Regions from separate parts of the Homo sapiens genome. Here region 2 is linked to region 1. The links are chromatin loops, found by intact Hi-C in ENCODE. Cell type or tissue: gastrocnemius medialis. All regions are shown on one strand. Each heading gives the region's core, and the rest is flanking DNA. Links, peaks and the distances in the headings are about the cores only.

Region 1 (5,383 bases), core at 306-5,305:
TGATTTGGTTTTCAGCTTGAATGTTATTGTTGTATAGAAACGCTATTAACATTTGTACATTTATTTTGTATCCTGAAACTTAATTGTTTGTCAAGTCTAGGAGGCTTGGAGGAATCTTTAAGGTTTTCTAGGTATAGATACATATCATCAGAGAAGAGAGATTATTTGTCTTCATCTCTTCCTATTTGGATGCCTTTTCTTTCTTTCTGCTTCCCTTTCTTCTTGATTTTTCATCAGGGATATTGTTCTATCATTTTCTTTTTGTGTATGTCTTTGTCAGATTTTCGTATCAGAATGATATTGGTTTCACAGAATGAGTTAGGAAGGAATCCCTGCTCAAATTTTTAAAACAGTTTCAGTAGGATTAGTACCAGCTCTTCTTTGTATGTGGTAGAATTCAGCTGTGAAAGCATCTGGTCCAGAGATTTTTTTTTTTTTTTTTTTTGATGGTAGGTTTTTTATTACTGATTCAATTTTGTAAGTAACTGTTAGTCTGTTCAGGAATTCTATTTCTTCCTGCTTCAATCTTGGGAGGTTTTGTCTTTCTAGGAATTTTGGCATTTCCCTTAGATTTTCTAGTTTGCGTGTATAGAAATATTCACAGTAGTCTCTGAGGCTTTTCTGTATTTCTGCAGGATTAGTTGTAATGTCACCTTTGTCATTTCTGATTATACTTACTTGCATCTTTTCTCTTATTTTATTTCACTTTTGAGACGGAGTCTCACTCTGTTGCCCAGCCTGGAGTGCAGTGGCGCGATCTCGGCTCACTGCAACCTCCACCTCCTGGGTTCAAGTGATTCTCCTGCCTCAGCCTCCGGAGTAGCTAGGATTACAGGCCCATGCTACCATGCCCAGCTAATTTTTGTATTTTTAGTAGAGACAGGGTTTTACCATGTTGGCCAGGGTGGTCTCGAACTCCTGACCTCAAGTGATCCGCCAGCCTCGACCTCCCAAAGTGTTGGGATTACAGGCGTGAGCCACCATGCCAGAACTTCTCTCTCTTTTTTGAAAATCTAACTAGGGTGGGCCAGGCACAGTGGCTCACGCCTTAATCCCAGCACTTTGGGAGGCAGAGGCTGGTGGATCACCCGAGGTCAGGAGTTCGAGACCAGCCTGGCCAACATGGCGAAACCCGTCTCTACTAAAAAATACAAAAATTAGCTGGGTGTGGTGGCAGGCGCTTGTAATCCCAGCTACTCGGGAGGCTGAGGCAGGAAGAATTGCTTGAACTCTGTAGGCGGAGGTTGCAGTGAGCCGAGATCGCACCACTGTACTCCAGACTGGGCGACAGTGCGAGACTCTGCACCAAAAACAAACAAACAAAAAACAAAAAACCCCAAAAAACAAAACAACATCAACAACAAAAACTTCTAGCTAGGTCGGAGGTGGCAGGGACCGAGCGGGTGCCTCAGTCTCCTTCCCCTCCCCTCGCCTGGCCTCGTGGTCTTCTCCCAGCAGCCAGACAGGAACTATATAATCCCGGAAGTTCCGGGGCTTTGCTGTGTGGGATAACCAGCAATGGCGAGGCTGCAGCTCCCGGAACAACAGCCACAACATTAGGAGTAGGAGCGGCAGTTGCGGCGGCAGCAGCAGCGGCCTCCCCAAACCTGGTCCCCACAGTCACCACCCCATCCCCTGGGGCAGACGGAGGGGGCGGTGGCAGCGACGGCAGCAGCAGCAGCGACGGCAGTGACGGCTGGGCAGCCACGGCAGTGGCGGCGCAGCTGGACTAAACAGGTCACCTGCAGGTATTTTATGCATGGGGTTTGTAAGGACAGAGGTAACTGTGGATTCTCGCATGACCTCTCTGACAGTCCGTATGGTGTAGTGTGCAAGTATTTTCAGCAAGGGTACTGTGTTTATGGTGACCGCTGCAAATATGAACATAGCAAGCCATTGAACCAGGAAGAAGGAACTGCTGCAGAGCTAACTACAAAGTCATCCATTGCTGCTTCCTCAAGTCTCTCATCGATAGTTGAAATGAATACAAGCGAAGCTGAGTCAAGAAATTCAAACTTTGCAACTGTAGGAGCAGGTTCAGGGGACTGGGTGAATGCTATTGAGTTTGTTCCTGGGCAGCCCTACTGTGGTCCTACGGTACCTTCCTTCACTGAAGCACCCTTGCAGGGCCCAGTGACCAAGGAAGAATCAGAGAAAAAGCAAATTGCCATGGAAACAAAGAAGCAGCTGTGCCCCTTTGCTGCAGTGGGAGAGTGCTGATATGGGGAGAACTGTGTGTATCTCCACGGAGATTCATGTGACATGTATGGGCCACAGGTCCTGCATCCGATGGATACTGCCCAGAGATCACAGCGTATAAAATCGTGCATTGAGTCCCATGAGAAGGACATAGAGCTCTCATTTGCTGTGCAGCGCGGCAAGGACATGGTGTGTGGGATCTGCATGGAGGTGGTCTATGAGAAAGCCAACCCCAGCTAGCGCTGCTTTGTGGTCTTCTTCATCTGCAACCACACCTACTGTCTCAAGTGCATTTGCACGTGGAGGAGGGCTAAGCAATTTGAGAGCAAGATCATAAAGTCCTGCCCAGAATGCCAGATCACATCTAACTTAGTCATTCCAAGTGAGTACTGGGTTGAGGAGAAAGAAGAGAAGCAGAAACTCGTTCAGAAATACAAAGAGACAATGAGCAACAAGGCGTGCACGTATTTTGATGAAGGACATGGGAGCTGCCCATTTGGAGGGAACTGCTTTTACAAGCATGCGTAAAGAGGAGGAGAGAGGAGCCACGGAGACAGAAAGTGGGAACATTAAGCAGATATGGGGCCCAACAAAGGAACCACTTCTGGGAACTAATTGAAGAAAGAGAGAACAGCAACCCCTTTGACAGCAAAGAAGAGGTTGTCATCTTGGAGCTGGGTAAGATGTTGCTTATGCTTTTGGCTTCAGGTGGGGACGGCAAACTGACAGACTGAAGATCAGTGGGAATTGTTTCATGATGAGCTGGAAGATTTTTTATAACTTGGATCTATAGCAACCTTGTGTGGCATGTGATCTGGTCTGCTAACCCCAGACAGCAGCTGTCCCCTGTGGTGGTGTGGCAGTGCCTGTCTTCTCTCTGAGGCAAGCCTGTCAACTGCAGGTGCTGTCGTAAGAATTTCTACCCAGGGCCTGTCTGTCTTCTCAACCCCTCACCTTTCCCCGAGGAGTGTGTTGTTTTCCCTGTTGAAAAAAGTTACAAAAATAATTCTTAGTTTTTTGTAACACAAATTTAGCTGTCAGACAGTGTAGATGTGTTGCATCATATGTTTTCAACCAGATTGTGTTTACGGACTTTTCACACACTCATTTTGAGGACCCCAGGTTCAAAAGTAAAAGCAGTGGCCCTACTTTGGGATCCAAGAATAGGAGGGATGGGTGAAGGGACCTAAGTGGCCAATAGCCTTTTGCTCCAGACATGGGACATAGATCCTTGAGGTTTCTGGTGAAATCTGCACATCTGTGTTTTTGTATCTGTTCCCTACCCTGTAATCCCTACCACATGCACTTGTTCTGTGGTTTTGGTCTCTTGTTTAATTGCACACAAGTAATACTACTGGGTAACCAGAACCAGGTGTGAATGTGTTGAGATTTCTACTGTTTTGCATGATAGGAAAATTGAGAAAGAATACATATATAAGGTATAGAGGCGTAATGTCAATGGAAAGTTGGAAGTTGACTCCCAAGGGCTGACATGGTGTGTGTGAGTGTGGGTGTGTGATAAGCTTCTCATCCCTGCATAGATGCAGTATTCTTAGCCTTAGTAGAAAAACTTGGTTTAGTGGTTTAAGCCTTGTGTGGCAGATAGATCTTAAAGGACAAAGCAGTATATTGGTAGTTGTCAGTATAGCAGTGCTAGCTCTGTCTACATATAGATAAATAGGGTTAGCCATAAAGGTTAAAACTACCTGTTTATCCTATATATTAACAAAAACTGGGTCTTGGATACACAGTTGTATTTAATGTTTTACGATCTAGCCTTTCCAGTACAGGCATTTTCTGAAAAACCTTTGTCCTCATTTGGGGCATTTTGTTGTCGTATTTTTGTGTTTGCTTTTGTGGGTATTTGCCTTATTCCACCCCTGAACTTTCAGGTAGACAGATGTGATTCTAAACTCTGTTCTAAGGTGTTTATTGTAGTGGAGTAATGGGTTTGCAGTAATAAGTCATACTTTTCCATTGAAGGGAATCCGTAAGACCAGCTAAGGTTAAGTTGTTGGAGTAATTCGTTGATTGGAAATTTTACTTCTATGTTTTGTCACTCTGTTTCCTGAAAATGATTCAGGGATGCTCCTGGTTTGTCCATCTACTGCTTTGATTCCTTGGATCCCACCCATTCTTTCACTTTACGAAAAACAAATAATTGTTGCAGAGGTCTCTGTATTTTGGAGCTTCCCTTTTGTAAGAAGTGCTTTTCCCAAATGAAACAATTAAAAAGAAATCTAGCTAGCAGCCTATTAATCTTTTCTATCCTTTCAAAGAACAAAATTTTTATTTTGTTGATTTATTTATTTATTTTGCTATCCATTTTATTTAGTTCTGCTCTGATTTTAGTTATTTCTTTTCTCCTGCTAGCTTTGAGTTTAGTGCTTTTCTGAGTTTCTCGTCCCTTTAGGTGTTACATTAGGTTGTTAATTTGAGATCTTTCTATCTTCTTGATGTAGACAGTAAGCACTATACTTTTGCCACATCCTTGGGGTTTTGGTGTGTTGTGTCTCTATTATCATTTGTTTCAAAGATATTTTTTGATTTCTGCCTTAATTTTGTTATTTATCCTACAGTCATTCAGGAGCAAGTTATTTAGTTTTCATGTATCTGTATGGTTTTGACAGTTCCCGTCAGTATTGATTTATATTTTTATTCCACTGTGATCTGAGAAGATGCTTGCTATGATTTTGATATTTTTAAATTTGCTGAGACTTGCCTTTTGACTGCATATGTGGTCAATCTTAGAGTATGTTACATGTGGAAATGAGAAGAATGTATATTCTCTGGTTGTTGGGTGGAATATTCTGTAAATGTATATTAGGCCCAACTGGTCAAGTGTCAAATTTAAGTCCAGAATTTGTTAGTTTTCTGTCTTGATGATCTCTGTAATGCTTTCAGTGGGGTATGGAAGTCCCCCATAGTTACTGTGTGGCTGTCTAAGTCTTTTCCTAATATTAGTAGTGATTGTTTTATAAATCTGGGTGCTCCAATGTTGGGCGCGTATATATTTAGGATAGTTATGTTGGGAACAGGCCCCCCAAAATCTGGCCATAAACTGGCCCCAAAACTGGCCATAAACAAAATCTCTGCAGCACTGTGACATGTTCATGATGGCCGTGATGCCCACGCTGGAAGGTTGTGGGTTTACCGGAATGAGGGTGAGAAACACCTGGCCCAC
Region 2 (5,383 bases), core at 203-5,202, 71 kb before region 1:
TGTGATAGTGGCATTGGTAATATTGCCCTTCAGAGATTATTACTCCAGTAGCTATCTAGTTTGCTGTTCTATTAGTAAACCAACATTAATGTAGCTTTCTTGAGGGCATTGTGATTTTTAGCTATTGTGGTAGGTTCTGATATGTAGTTTTGCTTGTATGATTTCCTTGTTTATAGCTCAGTTTTTGTTACATGGTATGTGAAGTAGTAGGCTTGACATTAGCTGTATACAACACATAAACTAGATTTTTCATCCTTGAACCTTGAAACTCCAAGGAGCTGTCCAGATTTGCGTACTCTATTGGAATAAAAAGACTAGAAAGAAGCATTGTTATGGAAACCTTGCAGTACTCAGTTCACCCAAAAGACCTTTTAGAAATGTTAGTTCACCATTCCCATCAGAAATTTGATTATAGGAAGATCATAACAATATAATCTGATCTCCTTACTATAGAGGCAAAAAATATATTCAGTTAAAAGCTGTTTACATATAATGTCATTTTATTTCCACACGAAGGTGACATCTTAAAATCGGTCAGTGTAATTATATTAAAGTGGCTAATTTCCTGTACAGTAATTTCCTCCACCACTTATCTATGGGCGATAGGTTCTAATTCTCCTGGTGGATCCCTTAGACTGGATAGTACCGAACCCTATATGTTTTTATCTACACATACATACTTGTGGCAAAGTTTGAGGTGTGACAGCAAAACTAGCACGAATTTCTTTTTCCTGCACAATTTCTCAAACTCCTGAGTTCAAATGGTCCTCCCACCTTGGCCTCCCAAAGTGCACTTAGAAAATTTGTTACTGCAACCTCAGTATACAATTTTTTTTTCCTTATTCTGTTGAAAATGTTCGCCTTTTTACTAAAGGAAGCATTTTGTGGCTTCTCTTTGGCACGTCTGTATTGATGGCATCACAGCTCTTATATTGGGGTCATTGTTAAGCACTGTGTTACTGCAGCAGTCAATCTGAACTGAGAAGGGTGCTAAGTGACTAATGGATGGTAGCATATAATGTGGGGTATACACTGGAAAAAGGGGTGATTCTTTTTGCTGGACAGTTTGAGATTTCATTACATTACTCTCAACGGCAGACAATTTGGAATTTATGAATTGTTTATTCTTGGAATTTTCCATATAATGTTTTTGAACCACGTTTGACCCCAGGTAATAGAAACTTTGTAAAGGAAAACCATAGATAAGGGGAGAATACTGTAACGTTAGGCTTCTTTCCCCCCATTTCTGTTTTATTTTGTTTCCCTTATTGTCAGAAAGTATGTTCAGTATGGCCTCCTTGTGTACACAAAGTAATTTTTGGTGGAAAAGAAAGTACTACCATTAGTCCACAGCATGTCCTTCTGAAATTATGTTGGATGCTTGTTATCATGGATTTGGTTCTCATAGGGATATTAATACAGTACCCTAGTCAGTGTGTTAGTGAGCCAAAAATATGTTTGAAAATGTTCATGGATGTTTGCGTCTTTTTTTTTTTTTTTTTTGGCTTGTTACAAGTTCTGGTTTATAGGTTTTGACATCCTTTGCATTGTTGGAAGTGTGCCCAGTGTTGCTACCTAATTTGTGGAAATTCTGTAGTACCACCTTAGTCCACAGTGCGTCCTTCTGAATAGTTGCATAGCTTGCATAACTAATTTGGTGTGAAATTCTAGAGTGAAAACTAATATGGTAACCTAATCACTGTGCTATGTTGAGGATTTCCAAGGGTGCATGATGTATTTTACGCATTTTTCTAATTACAATTCCTGGCTTATAGACTGCATAGGTATTTAATATTGTCTAGTAAAGTGTGTTGATGTACAATTTCTTGTTTAATTCAGTACTATTATTAGCTACATGGTTCTGCTTTATCGTTGCCATTAAACTAAATATATACTGATTATTTTCATCAGGCACCAGCGTTAATGTGTTTCTCCTAAGTGAGTTGACCTCATGGGAATTCATCACATCTGTGGACTATATTTTAGTGTTAAAGGCTTAATGTACTACTGTTTCAAAACTTACAAGTATTGGTATTTCACATGCTTTTAAAAGTACTGTTGTACTTTTTTTTTTTTTTTAAGACAAGGTCTCTCTGTCACCCAGACTGGAACATGGTGGAGCAATCATAGCTGATGGCAGCTTTGAACTCCTGGGCTCAAGCCATCCTCCCGCCTCAGCCTCCTGAGTAGCTGGGACTACAGGTGTGCACTACCAGCCCAACTATTTTATTTTATCTTATTATTTTATCTGAGACAGCATCTCGGTATGTGACCCAGGGTGGTATCAAAGTCATGGGCTCAAGTGGTCCTCCCACCTTGGCCTCCCAAAGTGCTGGAATTACCACACCTGGCCTACATGTTGTAGTTTTGTTGCAGTAAGTTCAGTTGACTTTTGTTAAATGTACCCCAGTAAGCACATGCCCTGTGGTAAGTCCTGTTGTGTAATAAAAAACATGGTATGTATCAATGTGCTTTTCCTATAGTTGTCCTCTGTCTTCCCAGGTTTTTTTTTTTTTTTTAAACAGTCATCTAGGGTCCATAAATATGATGCAGTAATGAGTGATGGTTTAGTTTTGCTGGTGTTCTCTAGCAGCCCCTATTATATACTTCACAGTATTTTCATTCTCATCTCACTTCTGGTTTCAAAAATAATTTTTTTTCATGGCAAAATTTGTTTAGGTAGTGTGCTTTAGTGTTGTCACCTGGTGGTTCAGCACGTTATAGTGCTTTACACGTGTAACTTCATTGTTTACCTTTAATTCAACGTTGCTATTTAGAAAGGGTGCATTCCAATAGTATTAACCACTTAACCCATTGCCACTCCAATTGGCTGTCTGGAATTTTTTCTGTTGGTAAAATGTTAGTTATTAAGAGTTGCTAACCATAGGTTGAATGGTTCCTGAGGTACTTTAACTTGCCATATTATGAAAGCACAGCCCATGATTTGTCATACTGCAAAGATTGACTTAACTACTTTAACAAGAAACGTATTCCAGAATTTTATCGTGGTGTGCAGTCATTGCTTCTATCTTGCTGTCCTTTATTAAATAGTATTAATTTACACCATAGTCACCAAGAAGACTATATTTTGGTAGGCTTTGGGGTTTATCTGCCTGCAAGAAAATTTATTTTCCACTGCTTTATACTGGTAATTAGATATTATTGTACTTTCAAATCTTTCACTGAAAAATATCTAGTTAGGTCAGCATGCCCTATGTATTGTAGATGCGGTTCTGCTATGGTTTTTCACCACCGGTGGTTGAATGTAGGGTGGTACCTTTATCTAGTTTTGAGTTTCTTTAGTGACTCATTTTTGCAGTCTTACATCTGCTACTCCTCTATTAGATTATTATTTAGCCCAAAAGTATTATGGGATCATTTGACTTCATGGCGTCACTGGAAAACTTAAATGTTCTGTTGGATGAAAGTGTTTCACTTATAGTACTAATCGCCATGTGGTATTCCTTTACTTTCCCTAACATTTGCTTGTTTGTTTTTATTGTGTATCTACATGTATTGAGTAGTTAGGTGCTTGTACAAATCTTCTACCTTCACTCATGGTCAATCAACTGTAAACCTTACCTGGGGCCAACTTGCCAAAGGTTTTACAGTTAACAAATGGTATTTGAAATTTGTAGTAAGAGTAAATGCTTTGGAGTAGGAATGCCTATCTCAGCAATCCTGCTAAGCACTATACTCTGGATAAGGTAATTACCTTCTTTTGTAGAAAAGAACTCGTGATATAATTCATATAATATAAAGTTCACCATTTTAAAGTTTAGTGACTTTTAGTATATTCATAGAGTTGTGCGACCATTGCCACTATTATAGTTTACAACACTTTCATCACCACCTCATTAGCACTTATTCCCTATTTCCCTTTTGCCAACCCTGACAACTACTAATTTAGCTTTTTGTCCCTATGGATTTGTCTATTCTGGGCAGTCATATAAATCATGCAATTTCTTACCCTTGTTACTGGCTTCTTTTAACTACCATGTTTTTTTGAGATTCATCTAGATTATGGTATATATTACTGTTCTTTATTGATGAATAATATTTCACTGTATGGATATATTTCATTTTGTTTATCCATCATTTGACGGATGTTTGCATTTACAGATGTTGTCTTTTGTCAGTAATGGTGCTAAAAACATTCATGTACAACATTTTATGTGGGCATGTTTTCATTTTTCTTGAGTATACATTAAGGAGTATAATTGCTTTGTCATGGCATGTCTAGGTTTAATGTTGTGGGTAATTAACAAATTTTAATAAGGTGCCTGCACCATTTTACATTTTCATCTGCAATATGAGGAATTACATTTATTCATATTCTCACTTGTTATTTTCTGCCTTTTAAAATTATGGCCACCTAGTGGATATGAAATATCTTATTGTGCTGTTGACTTGTATTTCTGCATTGAGCAACTTTTCATGTGCTTAGTGGTAATTTGTGTATCTTTGGAGAAATGTCTGTTCTAATCCTTTGCTCATTAGAATTGGGTTATATGTGGTTTTGTTGTTATCAGAGTTCTTTATATAATCTGGATAACAGACTCTTATTGGATACATGATTTACAATTATTTTCTTCCATTCTTTGTATTGCCTTTCCACCTTTTTGATGACATTGTTTATAGCACAGAAGTTTTTAATATTGATGAAATCTAATTTATCTATTTTTTTTTGTTAGTTGTGATTTTAGTGTCATAACAAAGAAACCATTACCTGACCTAAGTTGTAGCTCTTACATTTAGGTGTGTGATTCATTTGGAATTTACTTTTGTATATAGTTTAAGGAAGAAGTCCAACTTAGTCCCTTTGCATATGGATATCCAGTTTTCTCAGCACCATTTGTTGAAAAGACTACTTCATCATTGAATTGTCTTGGTACCCTTGTTGAACATCAGTTGATTCTAAATATAAGAGTTTATTTTGGACTCTCAATTTTATTTTATTTATCTCTATATCTATCCTTATGCCTGTACTACACAGTATTGATTATTGTAGCTTTGGAGTAAATTTCAAAATCTGGAAGTATGAGTTCTCCAGCTTTGTTCTTTGCTTTGGCCTTGATTATTCTGAAGGCTTTGAATTTCCATATGAATTTTAGGATCAGCTTGTAAATTTCTAGAAAATGCCAGAATTTTGCTAAGGAAAGCATTTAATCTGTAGATCAATTTGTGGAGTATTGCCATGTTAGAAATATTAATATTCCCAATCCATTAACAATAGATACCTTTCTATTCATTTTATTTTTCATAATATTGAAAATGGAATTATTTTCCTAACTTTAATTTTGGATTGTTCATTGCTAGTGTATTAAAATACAATTAGTTTTCTGTTGATCTTGTATCCTCCAATGTTTCTGAACTTATTGGA

What was found. Hi-C counts contacts between places; a loop is a spot of excess contacts. Peaks named below come from ENCODE experiments on the same cell type or tissue, not always from the same donor. Only the 100,000 strongest peaks of a DNase experiment are listed, where the experiment ranks them.
Region 2: a loop joins it to region 1, with 2.1 times the contacts of the local background. A loop is called at or near these places in 1 of 110 quality-filtered maps.

What each region holds. Positions count from the first base shown.
Region 1 is chrX:74,158,669-74,164,051 of GRCh38, reverse strand. The region is part of intron 5 of FTX (FTX transcript, XIST regulator); the gene reads left to right. It also overlaps the pseudogene MKRN5P. Among named protein-coding and RNA genes, the nearest start is that of MIR421, 57 kb to the left of the region's middle. In gastrocnemius medialis, for the core only: no CTCF peak of the experiment used is centred there; a DNase peak (open chromatin) is centred at 3,051; H3K27ac peaks cover 1,281 bases.
Region 2 is chrX:74,229,308-74,234,690 of GRCh38, reverse strand. All of the region lies in intron 5 of FTX (FTX transcript, XIST regulator), which reads left to right. Among named protein-coding and RNA genes, the nearest start is that of MIR374B, 13 kb to the right of the region's middle. In gastrocnemius medialis, for the core only: no CTCF peak of the experiment used is centred there; a DNase peak (open chromatin) is centred at 2,224.